2 separate regions of the Homo sapiens genome follow, and region 2 is linked to region 1. The links are chromatin contacts, found by Hi-C or POLR2A ChIA-PET in ENCODE. All regions are on one chromosome and are shown on one strand. The core of a region is the stretch at or near the end of the contact, and the rest is flanking DNA. Distances in the headings are between cores, read along the strand shown.

Evidence for each region. Hi-C counts contacts between places; a loop is a spot of excess contacts on that map. ChIA-PET counts read pairs that join two places held with the same protein, here RNA polymerase II (POLR2A). Pooled maps may share reads with other maps.
Region 2: a loop to region 1 is called in a map with no recorded cell type, with 8 times the contacts of the local background. The contact joins two enhancer-like sites. A Hi-C loop is called at or near these places in 1 of 168 maps with a recorded cell type or tissue (endothelial cell of hepatic sinusoid), 5 of 37 single-sample maps with no recorded cell type and 9 of 50 pooled maps. POLR2A ChIA-PET finds 5 or more read pairs at or near these places in 3 of 52 experiments (CD4-positive, alpha-beta memory T cell, T-cell and activated naive CD4-positive, alpha-beta T cell).

The regions. Positions count from the first base shown.
Region 1 is chr18:45,663,741-45,669,203 of GRCh38, forward strand. SLC14A2 (solute carrier family 14 member 2) reads left to right here. Exons shown (of 20, transcript NM_007163.4): 11 at 45-167; 12 at 2,397-2,479; 13 at 3,195-3,354; 14 at 4,093-4,282; 15 at 4,609-4,737. All of the region lies in intron 7 of LOC105372093 (a long non-coding RNA gene), which reads right to left. Among named protein-coding and RNA genes, the nearest start is that of SLC14A2, 51 kb to the left of the region's middle. Within about 2 kb of position 2,276, at least 7 of the 41 ENCODE cell types and tissues checked have a DNase peak (open chromatin) inside an H3K27ac peak, as active enhancers do.
Region 2 is chr18:45,773,334-45,778,796 of GRCh38, forward strand. LOC105372093 (a long non-coding RNA gene) reads right to left here. Exons shown (of 10, transcript XR_935423.3): 3 at 4,773-4,941. Among named protein-coding and RNA genes, the nearest start is that of SIGLEC15, 50 kb to the right of the region's middle. Within about 2 kb of position 2,003, at least 24 of the 41 ENCODE cell types and tissues checked have a DNase peak (open chromatin) inside an H3K27ac peak, as active enhancers do.

The DNA of each region.
Region 1 (5,463 bases), core at 1,026-3,525:
GGACTAGGTGGGACACTGACCTGTCTTGTTTTGCCCCTGGCTAGGAGGCGGTGGGGAGCATCCACCCACAGCAGGCCCAAAGGTGGAGGAGGGCTCGGAGGCTGTGCTCTCCAAGCACAGGAGTGTATTTCACATCGAGTGGTCATCCATTCGGAGGAGGAGCAAAGGTGTGCATGTCCTCCCCCTCACGCTTGGATCCCTGCCTTCCTAGTCTCTAATAAAACAGGGACAATGGCAATACCTACTTCACAGGGTGGTGGGGAGACCCGCTGGAGTCAGACTTGACCTCTCACACCTGACGTCTGACCAAGGCCACAGTTCCCCGAATGCGTCTGGATGCCCCCTGGGTCTCGGAGAGGCTGAAGCTGGGACAGGCAGTGAGATTCTGGGGTCTCAACCTGGCTGCACATTGGAATCACCTGCATCCCATCCCAGTGACTAGTTTAATTCATCTGCAGAGCAGCCTGGGTGGGCATCAGGAGCTTCTAAAGCTCTCCAGGAGATTCTAATTTGCCAGCAAATCAAAAACCACTGGTCTAGGAGGCTAGAGATGAACAGTTCCCATCTATGGCAATGGTGGGGAGGCCAAGGGCACAGGTAGAGACCCATGGTGGGGAAAGTGCTGCCAAAGGCCAGGAAGAGGGTATCCAAGGGCCGCTAAAGCTGAACAAGTGGAGGCCAGAAATTTGGACGTGGAAGCTGAGAACATGTGGCAGCAAACAGGGAGGAGTCTGGGGAGGTTTCCTCAACCAGCTGCAAGGTTGGAGCAGCCTCATGAAGATCCAGGACACAGGGACCATCTAATCCTGCCTCCAATCCCCAGAGAGGGGGCAGCATTGCCCAGAGTCACACAGCTGACTAGGGCCACTGTTGGGAATAAAAGTGACTCCCAAGTTAGTGCAACATCACATGCTCCCCAGAAGATGCCTGAATGACCTTCTTCCTCCAGCTCCCCCAAGTCTCATCATTTCATACCACAAGTCAGTTAGCCCAGAGAAATGGACTTTGAGTGAATATGGGAAAATACACGAGGTGGAGAGGGGATTGCCGAGGACATTGCACATCTCAAGGGCCCCTGTAGCTCAGGAGTTTGTCTTTGATAGAGGTTCCCCAGCAGAGTGTGGAAGAGACCACGGTTTGCCTCAAAGGCTTAATAAATTCCTCCTAACATCGTCTCAGGATAGGGGCTGTGGTTGGGGAGAGCATAGTAGAGAGCCCTGCAGCACTGGCAGGCAGAGAGGAGCTTCAGACAGAAACAGCGGGTCAGTGGGGATATCACACACAGGCCTCCAATTTCAAGGGATCCCTTCTGCTTCCTACTCTTCCTTTCAAAGCTTTCAAAATGAATTTGTTTGTCCTGAATGGTGTCACCTCCCAAACACACTGGTATCTGCAGTCCCTGTCCCTTCAGAAGTGGGAACACAGTGCCTTCGATGCATCCCTTCTAGTGTTTTGACACCCTGACGACTCATGAGTGCAGAACGGGGGAACAGGCAATTCAGTCTGAAAACACAGGGTAGTCAGAGCCCAGCCTGCTATTCTCACACTTGACCACAGGAGGGAACCAAAGCATCAAGAAGGAAACTTCCAGGGGCCTGAACATCTTTCAGGATGCATAAAACCCTACTGAAATTGGTGGTCTCTAAAAGTAAATTACCTGTAATAATAAAAATGTTTAGATCCACATTGCAAGAGTTTTCTACAATTACAAAGGCTTGCCAAAATCTGCTTCAAGAGATTACATGGATGTCTCTTGTCCTAATCCCACCAGCCATTGCTACTACAATACCTTAAAAAAACAAAAACAAAAACAAACAGAACAGCCTGAGGTCATCCAGGTGAGGAGAGTCATGGCCAAATTCAAACACAGATTATGCATGGCTCATGGCTCAGGCAGCTTAATACTTTATGAACAGGAAGTGAAGGGCTTCAACAACAACCAAGTTTCTTTTTTTTTTTTTTTTTTTTTTTTTTTTGTTCACCTTCAAGTTCTCCATGTGGAACAGGAGAAAGAACCCTGGATTCCGGGATCAAGCACAAGTCACTGTCTCTCCAGGCTGCTGTTTCCTCATCTAAAAAATTATCAAGGTTGAGCTAAATGAGGGCTTCTTAATTAAAAGTTAGTGGAATCTCTGAGCTCCCTAAATTCCTTGTAAAATGCCCTGTTTATATGAAGATGTACACTTTTTCCCCAAAGCGAGGGCCCAGATGGATCCATGACCAGTAAAAGAACAAAAGAGCCTTCGAGCTGCAAGGCCCCATGATTCTGTGCTTCCTCAGTAGGAACAGGAAATACTGCATAATCTTAACACCTCTTGAGCCTTGCAGGACATTAGCTTCTGAGGTGCCAGAGTAGAGGTGTCCTAACTGATGGTGCTCTTTCCTTCTAACTCCAGTGTTTGGAAAAGGCGAACACCAGGAAAGACAAAACAAAGACCCATTTCCCTATCGATACCGGAAGCCCACAGTCGAGCTGCTTGTGAGTACTGAGTGTCCTGAATCAGGGACAGCGCCCTACAGTCACAGAGCCCACAGCAGATGAGGGAGCTGAGAGCTGTAAACAAGGTTCTCCGATTTAGGCAAACTTTTCTTGCATTCGTATTTTCTGAAATGTAATTACCTGGGACAAAAATGTCTCTTTCACAGTTTACTTTGTAACTTTTCATATTCCTTGTATTTGAATTATTATCAGGCTTCCTTTAAACCCAGTATTCAAGCATTTAGGAAATAAGCTGGTGCCTGTTTTCAAAAACAGAATCTTCACATGTTCAATTTCATACCCTTATGTTTATGAACAGTTATATCTTAAAGACTAGACATGCCAGGGAGAAAGCCATTTCTTCTGGAAAGAGTATTAATGTTAAAAAAAAAAAAAGACTAAAAATCTGTGGTTAATCTCAGTTCTACTGTTTGACCTTGACCTTTGAAAATGAGAACCTCCACTTGCCAGAGTCCTCCTCCACAGAACGAAAGTAAAGATGTTATCTTACTGTGCCTCACGGTAGTTAACCTATTAGATGAGGTCATGTGTCAAACAAAAGACAGTCTAATCTACAGAAACAGGGAGGTTAAACAGCAATTTAATGAAATACCAAATGACAATCTTATTTGGTCCCTGAGTGACCACAAACATGAATTCTCAGTGTAAGAACCACCGAATGTGGGAGACTCTTGCCTATCTCTGTCCTGGACAGGATCTGGACACCATGGAGGAGAGCTCTGAGATAAAAGTGGAAACAAACATTTCCAAGACATCCTGGATTCGGAGTTCCATGGCTGCCAGTGGGAAAAGGGTCAGCAAAGCCCTCAGCTACATCACAGGAGAGATGAAGGAGTGTGGAGAGGGACTTAAAGGTAAAATTCTATGAGAACAACACTGACCCTGACCCTAAAAACTCACCTCCACCCATCCCCAGGAAACCCATTGCCATGGGGGTTCCCTATAGACTAGACTTAGACTAGACTGCACTCTGTTACTGTGGTCTTTCCTGGAAGCTGGGAGTTTTGCTGTTAAAACAGACATACAGCCTCTTGAACTATAAATAGCAATACATGCAAGAGTGTGAGCTCATGAGCTCTCATTTCTGAACAGAACACTTCTGCTATCTCAAATATCCCATCTGAATATTGCAGACAGGTGTTTTTCGCATTGGGATTCTAGAGCCAGCATTCTAGAAAAACGCCATCTGGATGGTTCATGGGAGAACTGTGTCTACCATGCCAATAGGTTCTCTTTAGCAATCTTTCCAGAGCTCAGCCCATGGGTTTAATGCCCTCTATGCAGCAAGAACATGTTCTTGAAAATTCATGGTACCACCACAGGGGTCAGAGGCAGCTCAGGGCACCTAATCCCCCCTGCCAGAAAAACAACCTGGAGGTCACATCTGGCTGGTGATGGGTCTCAAGAGTTTTCTTGGCAGTCAGATGCTCTCTTGAGTTCCTTGTTTACCATCTTTGGTGGCAGGTGACAGCAGGTGGCTGGCTTCCTGCAAACCCACTTCGGATATCCAGATTCCCTCACACCCTCCATCTGCCCACCCAGGGCTGCCCACACTGAGCACTTGCCTACTTCCTGCCCCGGTTCCATTTCAGACAAGTCCCCAGTGTTCCAGTTCTTTGACTGGGTCCTCCGAGGCACATCTCAAGTGATGTTTGTGAACAACCCCCTCAGCGGCATCCTCATCATCCTCGGCCTCTTCATCCAGAACCCCTGGTGGGCGATCTCAGGCTGCCTGGGTACCATCATGTCCACCTTGACAGCCCTCATCCTGAGTCAGGACAAGTAAGTCCCAGAGGCTCAGGGTCCAAACATGTAGCCAAGAAGTCACTCCCCATGGGGACCATTCTTCCTCTTCCCAGCTGAGAAATCCTCAAAATAAGGACACTGACAACTAAAAATGACTGTTCCCTGGTTATTTTGTCATAGCAACATATTTCTAGAGAAATATGAAGGATTCATAGGGTTGTCTTCCTTCCCCACTCCCAGAAGGGTGGTCTATTTGAAGGCGTGTGTAGTCAGGCCCCAGATAAAAAGAATCTGACTCAATAGGAAAATGTAAAGGGCCCTGGGGAAGCCCCTGCTCCACCTGACCCTCCCTCTCCTGCCAGGTCGGCCATCGCTGCAGGATTTCACGGCTACAATGGGGTGCTGGTGGGGCTGCTGATGGCCGTGTTCTCAGACAAAGGTGACTACTACTGGTGGCTGTTGCTACCCGTCATCATCATGTCCATGTCTTGGTAAGTTTGCTTTTGAAGGGTTGTGGGTTCATATCAATGGCCACCAACCTTTTCATCCCAATCCCATGACCGTCTGTCTAAACGTGATATTAAAGTGGCATGTATTTAGCTTGCACATCAGAAATGTCCACTGGACTAATAACTAAGTTTATACCATGGTAGCCCCATGCTAGGTCTATACACAGTATCCCATTAGCGACCACCCTTTATTATTCTTTTAAGATCTAAATGGTTTTTGGTCTCACCCTGCCAGAGTGCAGAGAAAGAAACTGAGGCCCACATTGGTTAAGAGCTGCACTATAGGGTCCTGTCAGTTTCTGGAAATCTTTTCAACCCTCCCCTACCCCGGCTTTTCTAAATCCTTGGGACCCCTGAGCAGACCAAGACCACCTCCCAGGGTAGGCTGAAGGCCCAGCCATGGGGAAGCCCTCAGTGCCTGCTCTACCCCATGTTGAGAAAACACAGGGCACCCTGGCCACAAAGCCCATGCACACAGCCACTCAAAAAAACATTTGTTGAATGAATGTGATTCCCTCCCCTCGGCCTCCCCAACCTGATGCCTGGGGATGGAGCTATAGGATTCCTGAAGGAAGTTCTGAGACTGCCTGCCTTATATCTTCTTCTGAAGTTGAGTCTGGGTGCCCCACCCTGTCACTGTGCAGGGAGGAAGAGGCCCAGGGAAAGACCTGCTCAGGGCCAGTCAGGCTCCAGAGAATACCCAGCAGG
Region 2 (5,463 bases), core at 753-3,252, 110 kb after region 1:
CAGGTTAATTTTTGTATTTTTAGTAGAGACAGGGTTTTGTCATGTTTGCCAGGTTGGCCTTCTTCCTTCTTTACCCTTCTATTATCCTTCCTCTCCTCCCATTAAAGTGTTTCATTTTAAAGGAATAATTTTTTTTTAATAGAGTCTCACTCTGTTACCCAGACTGGAGTGCAGTGGCTTGATCTCAGCTCACTGCAACCTCCACCTCCTGGGTTCAATTAATTCTCCTGCCTCAGCCTCCTGAGTAGCTGAGATTACAGGCAGGTGCCACTAAGCCCTGCTAATTTTTTTGTATTTTTAGTAGAGACGGGGTTTCACCAAGTTGGCCAGGCTGGTCTCGAACTCCTGACCTAAAATGATTCACCTGCCTCAGCCTCCCAAAGTGCTGGGATTACAGGTGTGAGCCACCATGCCCCACCTTAAAAGAAGAATTTAGTAGCCCTAAAGAATCTCCAAGGTGAAGACTAGAAGAGAGAAATCAATGCAGCATTTGTGTAGAGACCTAGGAGGAGAGGGCCTGAACACCAAGCAGTCTCCCTGGTGTTTCTTCTCCATCTTCTATTCATAGCCTTCTACACAAACCAGAAAAAGATCATCAATTTTACACCAGATGTGAGAAGATGCCCACTCCCACTGCCTCCCCCAGTAGTAAGTCCTAATTAAAACTTGCTACCCTCTGAATCTAAAATGATTTAATGCTTCCTTTCCTTTGAAGTGATGATATTACAGATTTTATTATCTTTTCAAGGAGAAAAGGTCTGTTAGAATAAATAAAGCCTTAGTATATGAAGTAATGTTCAGAGTGTCTTATCAACTTTAGTCTTCCCCTGGGAATCCTCTCTCTTCCCCTCTGCTCACCACATCCTGTCCTTCTCTTCCAGCCCTGCTCTGATTATTAACTAAGAACCCATAGAAACTAAGGTTTCCTTTAGCTCTCCCTAAATGGGGTTTGAATAACCCACTAACCATGTTTAAACAGGTCTTCTTAATCATAAACATCACCCTAGAAGACAAACATCACTCTTCTATTATGTGGCTGCCCATAAAACCCAGACAGCTTCCTGTTTCTCTGTTTGGACCTCATGTGCCTGCCAAAGGTATGTGCCATTTCCCAGTGGCTTTGAGGGAGGCATAAAAGCCAGAGCCCACAGGACTGTGTTACTCAGTCTTTGTCTTAGGTCTCAGGTGGGGCCAGATAGGGAGGGGAGTGTCACATCTTGTTGCATTACTAAGGCTGATGGTCACCCAAAATACAAAGATAGGACTGTATCTCTTGGAGATGAAGGTTCACATGTCAACATACACCTCCCACCTATGTCAGTCTTCCCATCCCCAACCTTGGTCATGTCATTCCTCACCTCACTTCCCTCCTACTCCACTTCCAATGTGGAAAGGACCCCTCTTCTCCTGTCCACCCAACTAATAGCTACCTAGCCCACCAAAGTACACTTCAAGCCCCACCTCCTTTCTGAAGCCTCCACTGCCCACTCAGGTGACTTTCTTCTACCATTCACAGATGGTAACATGTGTGTATCATTCCTACCTAAAATGCTGGAGAATGGTATGTTAACTCTTCCTGTGGTATTTGTTTTCCCAACATTATATTTAAGTTCCTGGAGTGCAGAAAGTGTGTGCTGTCCATGTTTGAATGCCCCACATGCCTAATGAAGGACAATGTAGATGGAAGACCCATGAGCAATATACTGAATCAATTAAAGAGACAGGGCATGACATTGTTCAGGCAGCTGTTAATAATAATAATAAAATTAGTTGCTATTATTAAGCCTGTCTTAAACTGCAGAGAACAAGACAGACACAGGGGATGACCTACAAGCTTCAAGACTCAGAGAATTCAACAACCTTAAGAAATACCTCCTGGGCAGAATGCTGTATTTGGAAGGTTGGAAGACTCTGAGCTTGAGAACCCTGAAGAAGGCGGAACTGTTGGGTTGCCGGCAGCCGGGAAGGGTTTGCCTGACACTCTTGGCTGGGCGGGAAGAAATGGGGGGAAGGAGAAGGGCGGCGCACTGGGCTGCTGGAAGCTGGGTTCCTTCCGAAGGGACGTTACGCTACCGTCCGTAATATCACCCCAAGCCCTAGCATTCTCAGGAAAGTCGCTTATGAAGCTATGACTCAAGTGCCGCAGTGCTTGGGCCCACGCTTCGCAGCGTGGAATCAGCGGCGGGGCGCGGCGGCACGAGGAAGCTGTGCAAAGCCGAAGGGGCAGCCTCAGACCAGGAACCTTACCCGTCTGGCGGGTCTTATGGCCGAGTCACCGTGGCGGCGCGGCAGCTCGGGCCCGGTTCTTCCGGGCGGGCCGGGGTGGTCACCTCTGCAAAGCAGGGTTTCTGGGCCGTGATCGAGTCTTGCTCACGGGCATGTCGGGAAACGCCTGCTGCGCTCCCTGCCTGAAAATCCACTCTTGAAAATGCACTCCCTTAGGTTAAAACGCTGCCTTTCCTAAGGACCTTCTTTAAAAGTAAATCCTAACATAAGTTGGTGCAACCAATTTCCTTCCCTTACAGACGCTAAAAGCAGAGCACTGAAGGGGTGGGATTCTTGAAGGGGAGGGAGGGAGGTAAGGCTACTGATGATCCTGGAAGGGACAGCTCCACTGCGAAGGGTTTAGGGGAAGGCGGATATCAGCTCTGGTTGCTCGGTTAGTTTGCCCTATTTGAGCTGACGACTTTCGTTAATGAATTTCACCTCTAGTGCTCAGTGGTTTATCTGAAAGAAAAGGCTGGACTAGAGAAGTGGTTCTCAAATTGGTCCCCAGACCAGCAACATCAGCATCAGCTGGGACCTCGTTAGAAATGAAAACTATAGGCCAGTCCTAGATCTACTGAATGAGGGACTCAGCGGAGAGCCCAGGAATGTCTTTCAACAGCCCTCCAAGTGTTTCTGATTCATGCTGTCATTTGGTGACAAACTGGACTAAATGATCTGGCGAGTCCCTTGCACAGAAGAGAGCTGATACTTTTTAATGTGGTTCATGAGGCCATACAAGGCCCTCACTGATGTGGTCCTCATGTAACTGTCCAGTCTCTTAAGGCAACAGTCTTTCTCATCTACATAAAACTGATAAAACTTTCTCTAAAGAGATTTCCTCTTTGAAACCCAGGCTTACATATGCTGCTCTTCCTGACATAGCCTTTTTCTTCCATTACTATCTCCTATTTGTCCTGTAAGACTTGTTTTGTGATTATCTCTTCCAGGAAGGCCATCTCACACCTCCCAAGGTCAGGTGTCTCCCTTCTGTGTTGTTGTAGCACCTTGTAAATGTTATATCCATTTACCACCTTTATCAGGTCACCCACCAGACTGAGCGAGGTGTGAGCAGAAACTTGTACTTCTGCACGTTCAGTGTCTGACACAATGTTAGCCACTACAGTAATCATCAATGCATGAGTGAATGAATGGATGAATTGAATCCTTTTGTCAACTGAGGGCTCAGATAGTGGCTTTCTGGTTCTTTTTGATCTCTAATCATTGATAATTTAAAGCTCTTCGTGTTACCCCAATGATTTGATCAATGCTTATTACTGTTAGTAATTTTTTTTTTTTTTTGAGACGGAGTTTCACTCTTGTCACCCAGGCCCGATCTCGGCTCACTGCAACCTCCACCTCCCAGGTTCAAGTGATTCTCCTGCCTCAGCCTCCCGAGTAGCTGGGATTACAGGCACCCACCACCATCCTCAGCTAAATTTTTATATTTTTAGTAGAGATGGGGTTTCACCATGTTGGCCAGGCTGGTCTCGAGCTCCTGACCTCAGGTGATCCACCCACCTCAACCTCCCAAAGTGCTGGGATTAGCCACCACACCCAGCAACTGTTAGTAATTCTTTATAGTACATTACATAATACAAATTATTTCATATCCATTAGCCCATTTCAACTTCTCATCAACCTTAAGAATTAGAGTAGGTATTGTTTTAATCATTTTAACAGCTGTAAAACAACTCACAGATATTAAATGGCTTTCCATGGTTACCTATTTCTGTAAAAATTATTTACACAGAGTACAAATAAAACACAAAGTGTCTCCTTGGCAAGGCATAGTGATAGACACATAGGAGTTAAAAACTTATTAAAGACATGATCCTTATCCTCAAGGAACCTCTATTTTAGGAAAAATAAAACATATTCTCCAAATAGCCACAACGTAATAAGTGTATAATAAATCCAATCTTAAGTGAGTCATTCCATTAAGGATTTAGGAGTTTGGTGGACAGAGAAACTGTGGGTGGCAGAGTAGTTAGGGGAAACATGATTGGGGCAGAGGCAGAAATTGCATGATGACTGGACAGAAAAGGATGTGAACAGATATGAGAAGAAAGCCTCCCAGGAGCAGAGAATAGACTAATAAATGAACAGAGACTGGAACAATCAACATTGTCTGGGGCAGTGAATATATCTAATAGCTGTAGCAAATAGCAGAGATGCTATGAAGGGGAGCTGTGAAAGTCAAAGATAGAACTGGTGGTGGCACTACATATGCCACTGAAAGTGGGCTTGATGGGAGGATTTTTCATACTTTTATTAGGCTATTAGTGGCCACTCTTGAAATTACAACATATATCATTGATTTATTAAACATTAATGTTAACTCTTAATTTTCCGTCCTCCCAGACAATGCAAGGACCTTAGAACACTTTAACTCTATTACCTCCCTCCTGACTTGCTATCGTTATCATGGATCTTGAGTATGTATTTTAAACCCCACTAGTCATTATTATTTTCATTTTGCATAGTCAGTATTCATTTATATTTACCTGTGTTGTTTCCATTTTCATTCCTCTTCAATTTTTCCTTCATCTCCAAGCTTTCATCTGGGATCTTCTCTTTACCCAAAGAATATCTGTCAGAATTTCCTTTAGTGCAGGTCTCTTGGTGGCAGCTTCTTTCAGTTTTTATTTCACTGACTTTATTTTACCATGATTACTGAAAAATATTTTTACTAGGTGTAGAATTCTAGATTGGCCAAATTGAAAATATCATTCTACTATTTTCTTATTTCTGTTATCATTTTTGAGAAGTCTGCTGTCATTCTTTTTGTTCTTGGAGATGAGGGTCTCACAGTGTTGCCCAGGTTGGAGTGCCATGGCTAGTCACAGGTGCAATCATAGCTCACTGCAGCCTCGAACTCCTGGCCTCAAGCAATCCTCCCACCCGCCTCAGCCTCTTGAGTAGCTTGGACTACAGGCAGGCACCACTGCACCTGGTTTACCAGCATTCTAATTGTTGCTTCTGTCTATTGTCACTTGTCTGCTTTTAAAATTTTTCTCTTTGATTTTGGTCTTCTGAAATTGGACTATGATATGTCTAGGTATGAGTACATTTTATTTATGCTGCTTGAGATTCGTAGGATTTTTATCTGTTTGGGGGAATTCTCAACCATTATCTTTTCAAATGCTCACTCTCTTCTCTCCATTGGGGATCCCATTTGAATAGGTACACATTTAG